3 separate regions of the Homo sapiens genome follow, and all the other regions are linked to region 1. The links are chromatin contacts, found by Hi-C or POLR2A ChIA-PET in ENCODE. All regions are on one chromosome and are shown on one strand. The core of a region is the stretch at or near the end of the contact, and the rest is flanking DNA. Distances in the headings are between cores, read along the strand shown. Region 1 holds the start of ANAPC1 (anaphase promoting complex subunit 1). Region 2 holds the start of SLC35F5 (solute carrier family 35 member F5). Region 3 has its middle 17 kb from the start of PSD4.

The links. Hi-C counts contacts between places; a loop is a spot of excess contacts on that map. ChIA-PET counts read pairs that join two places held with the same protein, here RNA polymerase II (POLR2A). Pooled maps may share reads with other maps.
Region 2: a loop to region 1 is called in a pooled map, with 5 times the contacts of the local background. The contact joins the promoter of SLC35F5 here to the promoter of ANAPC1 in region 1. A Hi-C loop is called at or near these places in 4 of 50 pooled maps. POLR2A ChIA-PET finds 5 or more read pairs at or near these places in 2 of 52 experiments (activated CD4-positive, alpha-beta T cell and activated T-cell).
Region 3: a loop to region 1 is called in a pooled map, with 2.1 times the contacts of the local background. The contact joins the enhancer-like site here to the promoter of ANAPC1 in region 1. A Hi-C loop is called at or near these places in 1 of 50 pooled maps. POLR2A ChIA-PET finds 5 or more read pairs at or near these places in 2 of 52 experiments (GM10248 and PC-9).

The regions. Positions count from the first base shown.
Region 1 is chr2:111,882,101-111,887,109 of GRCh38, reverse strand. ANAPC1 (anaphase promoting complex subunit 1) reads left to right here and starts at 2,917. Exons shown (of 48, transcript NM_022662.4): 1 at 2,917-3,168. RefSeq lists enhancers at 2,394-2,543, 2,887-3,680.
Region 2 is chr2:113,753,958-113,758,966 of GRCh38, reverse strand. It overlaps SLC35F5 (solute carrier family 35 member F5), which reads left to right and starts at 2,325. Exons shown (of 16, transcript NM_025181.5): 1 at 2,325-2,597; 2 at 3,423-3,513; 3 at 3,661-3,802. The coding sequence starts at 2,558. RefSeq lists enhancers at 1,550-1,599, 1,780-1,959 and a silencer at 2,170-2,399.
Region 3 is chr2:113,154,128-113,159,136 of GRCh38, reverse strand. No RefSeq gene overlaps it. Among named protein-coding and RNA genes, the nearest start is that of PSD4, 17 kb to the left of the region's middle. RefSeq lists a silencer at 1,546-2,075. Within about 2 kb of position 2,121, at least 18 of the 41 ENCODE cell types and tissues checked have a DNase peak (open chromatin) inside an H3K27ac peak, as active enhancers do; they include PC-9, where a contact is called at or near this core.

The DNA of each region.
Region 1 (5,009 bases), core at 1,668-4,167:
GTTGGCCAGGCTGGTCTTGAACTCCTGACCTCAGGTGATCCGCCTGCCTTGGTCTCCCAAAGTGCTGGGATTACAGGCGTGAGCCACCGCGCCCGGCAGCTTTACTCTCATATCTGGGTCTTTGATGCACTTTAATTTTTGTATATGGTGTGTAGTATGAATCAAGATTCATTTTTTCCATCTGAATATACAAATATTGCAACACTAACTGTTGAAAAGATGCTTCCCTCCTTCATTTGCTTTTGCAAGTTTGTAAAACAACAACAAAATCAACTGGCCTCACTCTGTAACTGAGGGCTGCACATATTGTCTTCCTTCCAAAGAGTACAATATGGAAAGTGGGGAAATGTAACATCATAGTAGAGAAATCTGACAAACACTATCTCAGTTAGGTGATCAAGGTTGACATCAGCAGCGATAAGTGATACTGTTGATAAGTACCTTTGATATGATGTGATGAAAATGACACTTTATGATCTTCCTTCCTGAAATCCATATCCCCAGGCTAATCATGAAGAAACATCAGACAAATTTCAGTTAAGGGATATTCTACAAACTAATGCAGTGGCTTGCACCTGGAGTCCCATCTGCTTGGGGGGTTGAAGCAGGAGGACTGCTTGAGCACAGGAGTTCAAGGCTGCAGTGAGCTGTGTTTGTGCCAATGCACTCTAGCCTAGGCAACACAGCAAGACTCTCTTAAAAAAAACTGAATAAAGTATGAATTTTAATTACTAATAATGTGTTGATATTTCATTAATTTTAACAAATGTACTATACTAATGTAAAATACTAATAATAGGGAAACTGGATGTAGAAACTGGGTATAGGGTATGTGGGAAATTTTTGGACTATCTGCAGTTTTTCTGTAAATCTAAACTTTATTATTATACTTTAAGTTTTAGGGTACATGTGCACAATGTGCAGGTTAGTTACATATGTATACATGTGCCATGCTGGTGTGCTGCACCCATTAACTCATCATTTAGCATTAGGTATATCTCCTAAAGCTATCCCTCCCCCCTCCCCCCACCCCACAACAGTCCCCAGAGTGTGATGTTCCCCTTCCTGGGTCCATGTGTTCTCATTGTTCAATTCCCACCTATGAGTGAGAATATGCGGTGTTTGGTTTTTTGTTCTTGCGATAGTTTACTGAGAATGATGATTTCCAATTTCATCCATGTCCCTACAAAGGACATGAACTCATCATTTTTTATGGCTGCATAGTATTCCATGGTGTATATGTGCCACATTTTCTTAATCCAGTCTATCATTGTTGGACATTTGGGTTGGTTCCAAGTCTTTGCTATTGTGAATAGTGCCGCAATAAACATATGTGTGCATGTGTCTTTATAGCAGCATGATTTATAGTCCTTTGGGTATATACCCAGTAATGGGATGGCTGGGTCAAATGGTATTTCTAGATCCCTGAGGAATTGCCACACCGACTTCCACAAGGGTTGAACTAGTTTACAGTCCCACCAACAGTGTAAAAGTGTTCCTATTTCTCCACATCCTCTCCAGCACCTGTTGTTTCCTGACTTTTTAATGATTACCATTCTAACTGGTGTGAGATGGTATCTCACTGTGGTTTTGATTTGCATTTCTCTGATGGCCAGTGATGGTGAGCATTTTTTCATGTGTTTTTTGGCTGCATAAATGTCTTCTTTTGAGAAGTGTCTGTTCACGTCCTTCGCCCACTTTTTGATGGGGTTGCTAAACTTTTTTTTTTTAAAAAAGTTTAAAATATTGGCCGGGCGCAGTGGCTCACGCCTGTAATCCTAGCACTTTGGGAGGCCGAGGCGGGAGGATCACGAGGTCAGGAGTTCGAGACCAGCCTGGCCATCGTGGTGAAACCCTGTCTCTACTAAAAATACAAAAGTTAGCTGGACGTGGTGGCGGGCGCCTGTAATCCCACCTTCTTGGAAGGCTGATGCAGGAGAATTGCTTGAACTCGGGAGGCGGAGGTTGCAGTGAGCCGAGATTGTGCCACGGCACTCCAGCCTGGGCGAAAGAGCGAGACTCTGTCTCAAGAAAAACACACACACACACACACACACACACACACACACACACAAACAAAAGTTTAAAATATCAATTAGGTATATTTGTATTTAACTGTTTCATGAATCTTTGTTTCTAACCTTTCTCCTATAACCCATTCTTTTTTTTTTTTTTTTTTTGAGACAAGGTCTTGCTCTGTTGCCCAGGCTGGATGGAGTGCAGTGGCGCGATCATAGCTCACTGTGGCCTCAAACTCCCTGCTCAAGTGATCCTCCAGACTCCCAAGCAGCTGGGACTACAGGTGCGCACCACGCCTCCAGGCTAATTAAAAAAATTTTTCTTTTGTGGAGACAGGGTCTCGCTATATTGCCCAGGCTGGTTTCAAACTCTTGGGCTCCAGCAATCCTGTCGCCTCGCCTCCCAAAGTGCTGGGATTACAGGCGCGAGTGGCCGCTGGGGTTCTTAACTTGGGTCTTTGAATCGCCTTAAGAAGTGTCTCTGAATCTGGGAATTGCAAGCAACGTTTCTGTGAGGACCTTCACACAGTTCATCCACTCTTCGAAGAGTATGGACCGAAAAAGGCATAGAGCATTCACTGCACGTAGAGAAAATCAGCAACCCCTGCTCCCCACCCTCAGCCTGAGGTGCCTACCTCCACGTGGGGTCAGGAGGCGGAAGCGAAACCAGAAGAAAAAACCCTGAGATCTATAAGGCAGTTCAGGTCCCTAGTGACATGAGCTAAAGAGAACTTGGACGCCAGGACTGTAGCAGACAGAGTCCGGCTTCGGGGTTCGCATCAGTCGCACGGAAGGTGGAAATAGCCCCCAAGTTGTAACCCGCCGCGGTCTTCCCTCAACAGCGCAGGCGCCAGGACTGCTAGGACGCCGCGCACCTCCCGCGATGCCCCGCCCCGGCGCGAGGCAAGACGGGAAAGTCAAGATGGACGCGTCCATTTGAACGTCTCGCACGCCTTCCTGCCATTAGCACTCGAGCCCGCTGCTGTTGCCCGTTCTTCCTCCAGAATAGGGGAGGGAGAGGGAATGAGAAGCTGCTGCGGCCCAAGAGTCACTGTGAAGGACCCCGCCGCTGCCCTCGGGCCTCCTCGGCCCCTGCGCCTCCGGGGAGCAGCCGGGGCTCGCCGCGCCTGACGCGTCCCGAGTTATACAGGTGCGGGCGCCGTACCGCAGCACTTGGTGGTCTGTCGCGCGCCGCGTGACTCTCGCACCCGTCCCGAGGCCGAGCCTCCCCTGGTGGCCGTAGGTCTGGAAACCCGGGGTACTGGGAACCCGAGGGAGGGCCTTGAGCGTGCTCCGGGGCTGAGGGGGCCTGCGGGCGCTCCTGGCCTGCGGGCTGGGGTGCTCCTTCCGGCTCCTGCTTGCCAACCTCTTTCCTGAGCTGTGCGTAGCATCCCATGTGCAGCCTCAGCTTTCAGACTGGCCTCCAGCCCCTCTGAGCTGTTTTTCTGAGCCTCGGGCTCTCAGCCTGTTTTCACCGTCCTCTAGAAAGGCTGGGGAAGCTCTTGTGGAGACTTAAGCTCCCGTTAGTGTGCATTTGGGTCTCTTTTTTTTTTTTTTGGCAGGGTAGTGTTTGTAGGAATCATTGCTGATACTGTTATTTATAGCATATAAATTTAATAGTATTTTTACGTGTAGCTGTTTATGTTGCACCTAACAAGTAAAAACATTTCTAAAAGTTTGGGGTACTGAAAAAGTATTAAATATGTGGCATTAATCGGTACAAAATGATAATTCTTTAACAATTCTGTAATTTTCTCTCAAAGTTATAAGAAAATAACATTATAAAATTGCAGAACTAAAGTTTCATAAAGTCAAAAGTTCGTTGATGTTGGTTATTCTGTTGAATAAAATATAGGAAGACCAGCTGAATTTTGTTTTCTTTTAAGGTTTTTTTTTTTGTGGGGTTTTCTTTTTTTTTTTTTTTTTGAGAAGGAGTCTTGTTCTGTCTCCTAGGCTGGAGTGCAGTGGCGCCATCTCAGCTCACTGTAACCTCTGGCTCCCGTGTTCAAGCAATTCTCTGCTTCAGCCTCCCAAGTAGCTGGGATTACAGGCGCCCGCCATCACTGTCTGGCTAATTTTTGTATTTTTAGTAGAGATGGGGTTTCACCATCTTGGCCAGGCTGATCTTGAACTCCTGACCTCGTGATCCACCCGTCTCGGCCACCCAAAGTGCTGGGATTACAGGCGTGAGCCACCACGCCCTGCCCCTTGTAAGTTTTATAAGGCACTTTTTACTTGTGTTCCAAGTTCAAGTGTCCCAGTACTCATTTATTTCTAGCAGGAGGAAGAACAAAACTTGTGTCATGTTTTGTGACATAATTATATCCAGAATAACTTTTCTTTTTTTTTTTTTTGAGACGGAGTTTTGCTCTTGTCCCCCAGGCTGGAGTACAATGGCGCGATCTCGGCTCACTGCAACCTCTGCCTCCCAGGTTGAAGCGATTCTCTTGCCTTAGCCTCCCAAGTAGCTGGGATTACAGGCGCCCACACCATGCCTGAGTAATTTTTTTTTTTTTGTATTTTTAGTAGAGACAGGGTTTGACCATGTTGGCCAGGCTTGTGTCAAACTCCTGACCTCAGGTGATCCTCGCGCCTCAGCCTCCCAAAGTGCTGGGATTGCAGGCGTGAGCCATCGTGCCTGGCCAAGAATAACATTTAATTCACAGCAAAATAACTTTGTGGCTTTGGAGGAGCTGCAAAGGAACTACATAGGCTTTGGCTGTTTGTGTAACCATATAGGATTCTTGCCCTATGAGCAGCAAGTCAATACACGGAAACAACGGGGATTGCAGCAGATAAAGTGTTTTACTTGCAGGGCCACCGAACTAGGAGACTGAGGAAACTTCAAGTCAGCCTCCCCAAAGAGTTAAGGTCTAGAGGTTTTTTTTTTGCTTTTGGTTTTTTTTTTGAGACAGAGTCTTGCTCTGTTGCCCAGGCTGGAGTACAATGGCATGATCTCGGCTCACTGCAACCTCCGCCTCCTGGGTTCAC
Region 2 (5,009 bases), core at 1,076-3,575, 1.9 Mb before region 1:
TAATAGTGAAGAACAAAATAGACCAAAATCCTTGCTCTTGTGGAACTTATCTTTGAAATTATACAGCTGAAGATTTAGCCTTGGGTAACACAGAGAAATAAGGATGAAAAAAGGAATGCCTGAGATGCTCAGGATGGTGCCAAAGCACAGAAACACACTAGGGCCTATGTTACAGCAGTCCAGTGGAATTTCCCTTAAAGAACCCAGGGAAAAGACATTAATGGAAGTTGAACTATGTTTTGAGACTCGCTGAAGACAGTCTGCCAGAATTACTTTATCCGTTACAAGAATATCCACAGCTTGTCCTTTAACAGATGGTCTGGAAACAGGTGGTAATAATGGTAACTTAACAAAGTACTATCATTTACAATATTTTAATTCAGAAACCCATATTTATAGAAGAAACTAAGGCACAGTAGAGAGTGGAATGATCCTCAGGATTACATAACAAGTTGTAGTCAGATAAAGCATTGGTATCCAGCTTTCCTGACTCTTAGATTCTGAGAGAGATTTATAATGCTCTTATTTTTTAAGACTATACATCAAATATGTAGCATAAAGAATTCTTAGGCGTATTATGGGCTGATACCCTAAAGAATGCTAATGAAATAAAAAACAAACTGGTGCCAGACTAATGTGATTAATGTCTGCAACCAAATTTCCCCTAAGTAGTAATACCAAGTAGTTGGTTAAGGATTTATTTATTTATTTATTTATTTTGAGACGGAGTCTCGCTCTGTTGCCCAGGCTGGAGTGCAGTGGCGCGATCTCGGCTCACTGCAAGCTCCGCCTCCCGGGTTCACGCCATTCTCCTGCCTCAGCCTCCCGAGTAGCTGGGACTACAGGCGCCCGCCACCACCCCCGCCTAATTTTTTGCATTTTTTTAATAGAGACGGGGTTTCACCGTGTTAGCCAGGATGGTCTCCATCTCCTGACCTCGTGATCCACCTGCCTCGGCCTCCCAAAGTGCTGGGATTACAGGCATGAGCCACCGCGACCGGCCTGGTTGGTTTTTTTTTTTACTCTGCACAATAGGTTTCTGAATGACTTATTAGAGGTGTTTGATGCTGATAGTTTGAAACTGATTCGATCAATTAAAAAATGTTCATTGGTATTGTTTTATTAGTTGCTAGAATATGCATTCAACTTCACTGAAACGAGACTTAAAAGGTAAGAGGTACACTACATCGCGACTATAGGAGTAAGAAAATTTAATTTCTTCACGCCATCTGACCAAGATGTTAAATTACTGAACCCTTTAGTCTTGTTTTTGTTTTGTAGATAGAAATCAAGATGCTGGACAAACCTTTCTCATGGAATAGTCAAAATATTTAAGGAACAAATCTATACAGTTTAATAACTGCCAACATTTGGCAGGGCTCATGCCTGTAATTCCAGCACTTCGGGAGGTCGAGGCGGGCGGATCACTTAAGACTAGGAGTACGAGACCAGCCTGGCCAACATGGCGAAACCCTGTCTCTACTAAAAAATATAAAAATTAGCCGGGCATTGGTGGCTTGCGCCTGTAGTCCCGGCTACACTGGAAGCTGAGGCTGGAGAATCGCTTGAGCCCGGGAAGCAGAGGTTGCAGTGAGCTGTGATTGTGCCACTGCACTGCAGCCTGGGTGGCAGAGAAAGACCCTGTCTCAAAACAAACGAACGAACAAAAAATTGCTGACGTCTGTGAGGTTCTTATTATGTGCCATGAATTGATCTACGTCCTTCACATATGTAAACTCATGCAATCCTAGCATACACACAAAAAACCAATGTGGCAGGTACTATCATTATCGTAGACAAGGAAACCGAGGACCAGAGAAGTTGAAGTAGCTTGGCCTAGGATGTAGGTTGTAACTCCTAGAGCTGAGATCTTGTTTATATACAAAAGGTTTCAAGAATCAAAAGTACTCTAAGCCACTTTGCGTTTCGGCTGTCATCGAGAAAGGGATATCCGAAGTTTCAGGTTCGCAGTTTGTGAAACGGAACGGCCAGCTTTCGTTCTAAGGCGGGCGGAGGTTTAGCCACTCCCTCGTCCTTTGCTCTGCCCCAGACACCCACGCTCGCTTTCCTCTTCTTCCTCCACCTCGCCCTACTTCCCTTCTTCCTATCTTCTCTCTTCTTTCGCCTCGCCGCCGCGAGCCCTCGCTCGGCGACCAGAGCCTCGCATTACTTCCCCTAGCTCCGCCAAGCCTCGCTGCATACGCGACCGCGCGCAGTCCGCCGTCGCGCCCCTATGACGTCACCCGCGCGCCACCGCTTCCGGGCTGGGGACTGGGGGCGGGGCCGCGCGGAGGGCAAGCCGGGGGCGGGGCCGGGGCCAGAGCAGATCTCCGGGCCTCCGCGGCCATAGCTGACTGTGCCGTCCCTTCCCCTCACCCGCTCCACGCCCTCCTGGGCCGAGTGGAGTTGGGTGGTGTCGGGAGCCTCTCCCTGAGGGGCACCGCGTCTTCAGGAGCTGGGCCTCCAGTGCGGCGCGATGTCAGGCGCGGTGACAGCTCTGTGAGTCCGAGGCCGCGGCCGTGGCGCTGGGCGGCTGCGGGGCCTGACCGGTCCGCTCATGGTGCCGCCACGACGCCATCGCGGGGCAGGAAGGCCAGGTAGGCAGGCAGGGAAGGGCCCCGACATCACCGGAGCCCAAACCGGGACGGAGTGCCCACCAGCAGCACCACCTCCTGCCCTCGGTGGCAGCAGGAGCGCCTTGACCGAAACCGTGAAGGTCTCTAGGGGCGGAGGGAGCGGGAGCTGACAGGGGCGCCGGAGCCCTGCGCCCACCGCTGGCAATTGAGGAAGCCGTGCGTGCGCCCTCGCCTCGGCTCCCCGGGGAGGCGTCGCTGCCTTAACTGTCTTCCCCGCTCCAAAACAGAAGGATGATTTCTTTTCCCAGCTGTTTCTTTTAAAATGACTGGATGTTTTGATAGAGGTGGGTGGAGGAGCATGGAGAATCCTTTTCTTTTACCACTTGAAGAGATTGGAAAGGTGCCTTCAAGACCCACAGCAAATCACTTACTCTCCGATAACCAAATTCCACTCCAGCAGATCAGGGACAGAAAAGACACTTTTAGAAACAGTGTCTAGACGCTGTCCCCAGGGATGGATTCCTCTGGATGGAGAGGTGAATGGAGTTCCGTATTTGTGAAACTCAGAGAAGCTATTTTCTGGTAGTTAACTGTTCTTAAATGTGCCGTATGTTGTATATTACTCCCCCTCCCTGCCCGCCCCGTATCGCGTATCTCTCTAAGTATAATCTGAAGCGTGCAGTGGATACCATGAAAGTACTGAGAAAGGTGGCAAGTATGTTTAACACATTTTGGTCCTTTTCATTGATTTGCTTTGAGTTTGAAGATGAAGAGTAAAAAACGATGTGATGAATCTTACCTTGAGTTATTCACGTTTTCATAGCATAATTTCATGGTTGTTTTTAGGGGTGCTGAGTTCTTCACCTCCTTTTAGACTGAGATCTGCCAAGTTTTCCGGCATTGCTCTTGAGGATCTCAGAAGGGCTCTTAAGACAAGGTAGATTCCACGTTTATCCTCTATGTAACTTTCACACTGAACATTAGCTAACAAAAGTCAAATGTTTCTGTTATACTAATGTTCTCATTTTTAATGGTTGTTTTTCTAAAATCATCTCTAATGTGATCTGTATTTTCTAAAAAACAGACTGCAAATGGTGTGTGTATTTGTCATGAACCGAATGAATTCCCAGAACAGTGGTTTCACTCAGCGCAGGCGAATGGCTCTTGGGATTGTTATTCTTCTGCTTGTTGATGTGATATGGGTTGCTTCCTCTGAACTTACTTCGGTATGTACCTTTGGTCCAGGAATGATGTTACATTACAGCCACAATGTTAACTCTTAACCTGTAGTAACTCTAGCCGTTACAATCTCCTGCTTTCTAAAAGCAGTATCTTAAATACTATTGAATTTTTAAAAAACGTTGAATTATTGCCACTTGAAGTTAAAACTGAAAGGATGATCCTTTTTATTGTTTCATACAGTTTTCTTGTATCTTTTAGGGAGGGTTACTTAGAGAGACTATGCATATTTTCTTACATTTGAAAGTGTAACTCGTGGCTTTTTTTCTAAATTCAAATTCTTTCTGTAAATATTATTTTCTAGTGAAATAACTGTCAGGATGCAAAACAATGTCACCATTTAGTAGAAGGTTCAGAGTGCTTTTGGACAAATGAGTAAAAATAATGAGTTTTCATGTATAGGTCACTGTTACAATGCCCATGAGTGGTTGCATCCACATTTATGCTTGCTGACTCAAACCTTATTATAAGATGCATGGTATACCTCATAATTTTCCTTCAGTTAAATTGTATCTTGACAGTTTCCTTCAGTTAAATTGTGTCTTTATTGATGACCTATTGGTAGTAATGTGGCATTTTGAATTTGCAAGCTAGTTTTTCTTTCTACTTGTATACTTTATTCTGCTTGGTTAATGATCCCTATAAAAAGCAACTTTTATTTTCAGAAGTCTGCATTTCAACTTCTACGTTGCAATTTTAAGGCGAATATACAGCAGGAAACTGGCATTTATAAAATGAACCTAATTTTCAAAAGAAGCAGTTTAATACTCAGGTCTCATATTGTAGCTAAGTAAATATTGACATTGGCATTGTATCCTATGAGTATATAAGTTTTTTTTTTTTTTTCTTTTTTTTTTGAGATGGAGTCTTGCTCTGCTCTGTCGCCCAGGCTGGAGTGCAATGGTGCGATCTCGGCTCACTGCAACCTCCGCCTCCCGGGTTCAAGGGATTCTCCTGCCCCGGCCCCCTGAATAGCTGGGATTACAGGCACACCCCACCACGCCAGGCTAATTTTTGTATTTTTAGTAGAGACGGGGTTTCACCATGTTGGTCAGAATGGTCTCAAACTCCTGACCTCATGATCCGCCCGCCTCGGCCTCCCAAAGTGCTGGGATTACAGACGTGAGCCACCTCACCTGGCCAAGTATATAAGTTTTTATGCTTTTCAGAATTAATCTCTGGAATCTAATAGAC
Region 3 (5,009 bases), core at 872-3,371, 1.3 Mb before region 1:
CTGATGTATCCTTAAAACCTGGAATAGTGCCTGGGACATACAGGCCTTCAATAAATATTTGTTGAATAAATATACAAATGAGTGAGTGAGTCAATAGACCATGTTTTCTGGGAATCTTAATCTCTGTCTTAGATTTAAGCTTCCCAATAAGAAACATACTCTTAGAGAGGGGCTACTCACCACTAGTTCATTTCTCACTGATCCTTTATAAGCAGCTTATAACTCCCTGCTGATAGGAACAGAGGGCACCTCATTCTGTGCCCCTAGATTTTGAGGACCTGAACATGAGACCATTTTCCCACCTAATTTAGAAAGTCTGTTTGCTACACTTTCTAGTTAAGGCCCAATTTCTCTTATACGTTTCACTGTCATGCCCCATATCCCTCTTTTTGGGAATTTTTCAGTTTTGTGTTTTCAGCATTTATTGCTCTCTGAAATAATGTCATTCAACAGCTTACTTGCTTATTTTCTCTTTCCAACCCATATGCAAATAAGAGCAGTAGTATTCGCAGTGCCTGCATGCCTGATTCGTAGTTGACACTCAGTAAATATCTGCTAGATGAGTGAATGAATGACTCTTCTTTATATGCTTCACATACAGGAAATATCACGTCTGGAAGAAAAGAATGAATCACTTGGCACTACACACTGTCTAAACCTGACCTTGGTGTGTTCTTTATGTAGAGAGTCTCATGGACATCCAATTAGTTGCTAATTAACATTCAATCAGCTCTGGGCCTCGGGAGGGGCCAAGCCTGAGGTTCAAGGGCAGGTGGGGCTTACTTGCCCAGTCTTCACTTTGATACTGGTCCCCTGACCTAGACATGCGGACCATGGACACAGAGGTCTGGCGAGTGCATTGACCAGAGCAGCAAGTCCATCCTGCAGCGTGGAAAAATCCAGCAAAGAACTCACTCACATTCTTAGCTCCATCATCCTACAGAAAAGATGAGCTAGACAATTCTAGAGCCAAAAAGAAATCCTAGAGGGATATGAGTTTGTCAGCTGTGCAGACACTTTTTACCTTCCCAGAAATCTCTCATACTTTCTTGCTAGACACACCTAGGAGGAGGGCCAGCACCCAAGGGGGTAGAGAAGAGCTGCCTGGTCCTCTAGCCCAGTGCAGTCCCGGGGGGGCAGCTCCCACCAAGCCGGGGCCACAGCCTGGCCTGGTCATGAGCACCAGAAACCACTGAGGCACAGGGCCATGACAGATTAGGAGCAAAGCCCTCAGTGTCGCCTGATTCTGACACCTGGATGGCTTTAAGGGCTCCTCCTGCTCGCCAGCCAGCGGGGCTTGGAGCCAGGATCCAACAGCGCGGCTGGAGTCGCCCGCGGCGAGAGAGCCCAGGCTGACTCCTTCAGTGGAGACAGCGTCCCCTTGCCGTCCCAGTCTCCGCCGCTCGGTTAGGCTGGATCCTCAGGGTCCCCTGCTCGCTCTCAACCCTCTCTCCGGCTCCAGGGACCCTAACCCTCAGCGACAGCCGCTCCGCAGGTGCTCGCCGGCGTGGCGAGAGCGCTGCACGGCACACGGTCACCGTCGAGGGCGGCGACGGCCGGGGGTGCCCCCGCCCGGCCCAGGCCTCCCCGTGGTCCCTTACCCATTTCCCGCCGGGCTCCTGCTCCGGCCTCCCGCGGGCCCGCGCGCCCCACGGCCCCGCGCCCAGGCGCCGGCTGGGGGCGGCGAGAGCTGCGGGGCCTCGGCTGCGCGCGCGGGGGGCTGGGCCAGTCCGGCTCTGCGCGCTCGCAGGAGGGACTCGGTTTCCGGGAGCGCAGGCGGGCGGGCGGCGGCGCAGGGCGGGGAGGGGCGGGCTGAGGCCGGGCCGGGGTTGGGGGTGGCGGGGGCGAAGCTGTGGGACTGGTCTGACCGCTGTGGCGCCGGGCTGGGCCGCCGGGCAGGCCGGGTACCTCCTGCGCGCCCCGCACGGCGCCGTCGTCTGGCCTGTGCGCTACCGGGCCGCAGGCTCTGCAAAGCCCTCCGGTTATTTTTCCAGTACCTGAACCGGAAACTGAGGCCCGCCCCAGATACGCGTGAGCCTTGACAGGGACTGTCTGGAGTCCCTACAAACCCCTTGTTCATTTACCATTCACTGGGCACAAGAAAAAGTTGCATTATTTGATTTCCAAATTTCACCTGTCTGTAACTGTTGGCTTACGGTGAACATTCACTAGTTGGTTTGGGGATTGGTGGCACAGAAGCAAATAGCTGTGATTTTACACTCAATCTATTTTAGCAAACATAAGCTCAGAACAGGTTGTCATTGGCGAGACGCTATTATTTTTCAATATCACCCTTGATGGCACTATCTGGTTTCTATTTCTGTAACTATGTAAGGCACCGTATAATGACATTTTGAGTTAAATGATTCCATATTTCCTGTATATTGTGAATAAAAGTTCTCCAGAAGGAATCTTCCAGTAAGCAGTTTGTAAACTGGAGAGGCACAACCTTTATTGTAAAACAAAGGTGCCCTTCCAAAGAACAAAGGGAAGGCTCGGGTTTCATAGCAAATGGTCCCACACAGGTTTCCTGTGCAAATGAAGGTTTGAAATTTGCTTAGTTCTGATTGCTTTACAAGGCCAACTTCTGATCGATCAATACATCTGAGTCCTGACTGGGTGATACAGCTGAGCCCTGATTGGCCAAGGCAGGTGAGCTCTGATTGGTTGGTTCAGGTGAGCTCTGAAAATCCCAGAAACAAGAAGGTGCTGGTTTCCAGAGAGCTCAGCATATGTGACCTTTAGTCAGCAAGTGACCACTTGGCTCTATTTTGAATTTAGACCAATACAGTCCAGTTATTTGACATGTAAAAACGGAAAAATAAAATAAAATAAAACAGATTTAGGCCGAGTTAGCCACTCAGGATCCATCTTGAAGAATTGGCTCTTGAAAGTTCACATTTATTCACAATATCTAGTGAACATTTTAGCTCCCCTAGGAATTGGCAACCTAGAGAGGTCCATTTCTTGATTTGATGCTGCTAAAATGAAGCTGACCAGGCTCTCTACAAGCAGCAACAACCATGATAACACCTAATATTTATTGAGTGCTAGGCAATAAGCTGTCCTAAAACATTTAATCCTCACGGCAACCCTATGAGTTAGGAAGCTTTACACCTCATGAGGAAACTGAGGCACAGAGAGGCTGAGTAACCTGATCAAGGACGCACGGACAGGCAATCAGGCAAGACCCAAAGACCATGCTCTAAATCAGCAGTCTGCAACCTTTTTGGCACCAGGGAGGGACTGGTTTCTGTGGAAGGCAATTCTTCCACAGATAGGGGAGGTGGGAGTGGATGGTGTTTCAGGATGATTCAAGCACCTTACATTTATTGTGTGCACTTTATTTCTGTTATTATTACATTGTAATATATAATGAAATGATTTTATAACTCACCATAATGTAGAATCAGTGGGAGCACTAAGCTTGTTTTCCTGAAACTAGACAATCCCATCTAGGGGTGATAGGAGACGGCGACACATCATCAAGCACTAGATTCTCATAAGGAATGCACAACATAGATCCTTCGCACACACAGTTCACGATAGTGTTTGCACTCCCATGAGAATCTAATGCCGCAGCTGATCTGACAGGAGGTGGAGCTCAGGTGGTAATACAAGCAATGGGGAGTGCCTGTAAATGCAGATGAAGCTTTGCTCTCAATCCCCCACCCCCAACATGGTCCTAACAGGCCATGAACAGGGGATTGGGGACCCTTGCTCTAAATCAATGTGCAACACTACTGCTTAATCTTTTTAGATGGGGATCTGATGCTAGGTTTAATAATCCTATAACTTATTAGTTCATTTCTTCACTCTACAAATATTCACTTCAGTATTCACCTACTGTATATATGCCAAGCACTGGTTAAAACAATGAACTGAAAACTCCAAGAGCTTGCAGCTAGCAGGGAATATAAGCAGTAGTGTGAGGTACACTTGTAAATTGTAAACTTGGGAGGCTGAGTGGGATGTCTTTGAGGGGGGAAATCCTGAAGGAGGGAGCCACAAAGAACAGAAGCCCAACAACTACATGCAAACTCCTTTAAACTCTTGGCAGATTCCTGAATGAACAATGCAAGGAGGAAGAATCTAGATAACCTGAAGGAGATCAATAGTGAGCAGAGATCTGAGCAGTTAGTTACCGTCTCTGGGAAAGTTCCACCATCTGAGAGGGACTTGGTTCTATTGTGCTTTCCACTGAAACCCTAGAATGACCACCCCTTAGCAGGAAAGACTGCATCCCAGCATTAAGGGATATACCCTAGAATTAGGGACAAAACCAAAAGAAATTCATCCAAACAAAGCACAAAACCAAATCTCCACAAAACCAAGGTGAGTTTTCAATAATTTAACTTACTGTTAGAACAAAACTTGACACTCTTCAAAGGAAAATAGAATGCAGAGCATCTACAATGTATCATTCACAATGTTCATCATATGACAAAAAATTATTAGACATTCAAAAAAGCAGGAAAATGTGAGCCATAGTCAAGAGAAAAAAATCAATCGAAATAGACCCACAGGTGACCAAGATATTGGGATCAAAAGACAAGGAATTAAAAAGAAAAACTATGATAAATATGGTTAAAAAACACTTTCAGCAAAATATAGATATAACGGGTAAAGAAACCAGGCATTTCAGCAGAAATATAACCATTTTTTAAATAAAGTGCCAAAAGGAATATAAATAAATCCACATCAATGAAGGCGATATCTGTATCTTTATTACCCCAGAATGAAGAGACATCCCAACTTTTGCCCTCCAGGGGGAAGCCTGGGCAGGTTTGCCAACAGCCCCTGTGTAAGTTCAGGGCCTCCTAATATTAGGGTCCCTTTTTTTTTTTTTTTTTTTTAAGACGGAGTCTCGCTCTGTCACCCAGGCTGGAGTGCAGTGGCACCATCTCGGCTCACTGCAACCTCTGCCTCCCAGGTTCAAGTGATTCCCTTGCCTCAGCCTCCCAAGTAGCTACGATTACAGGTGCACGCCACCATGCCTGGCTAATTTT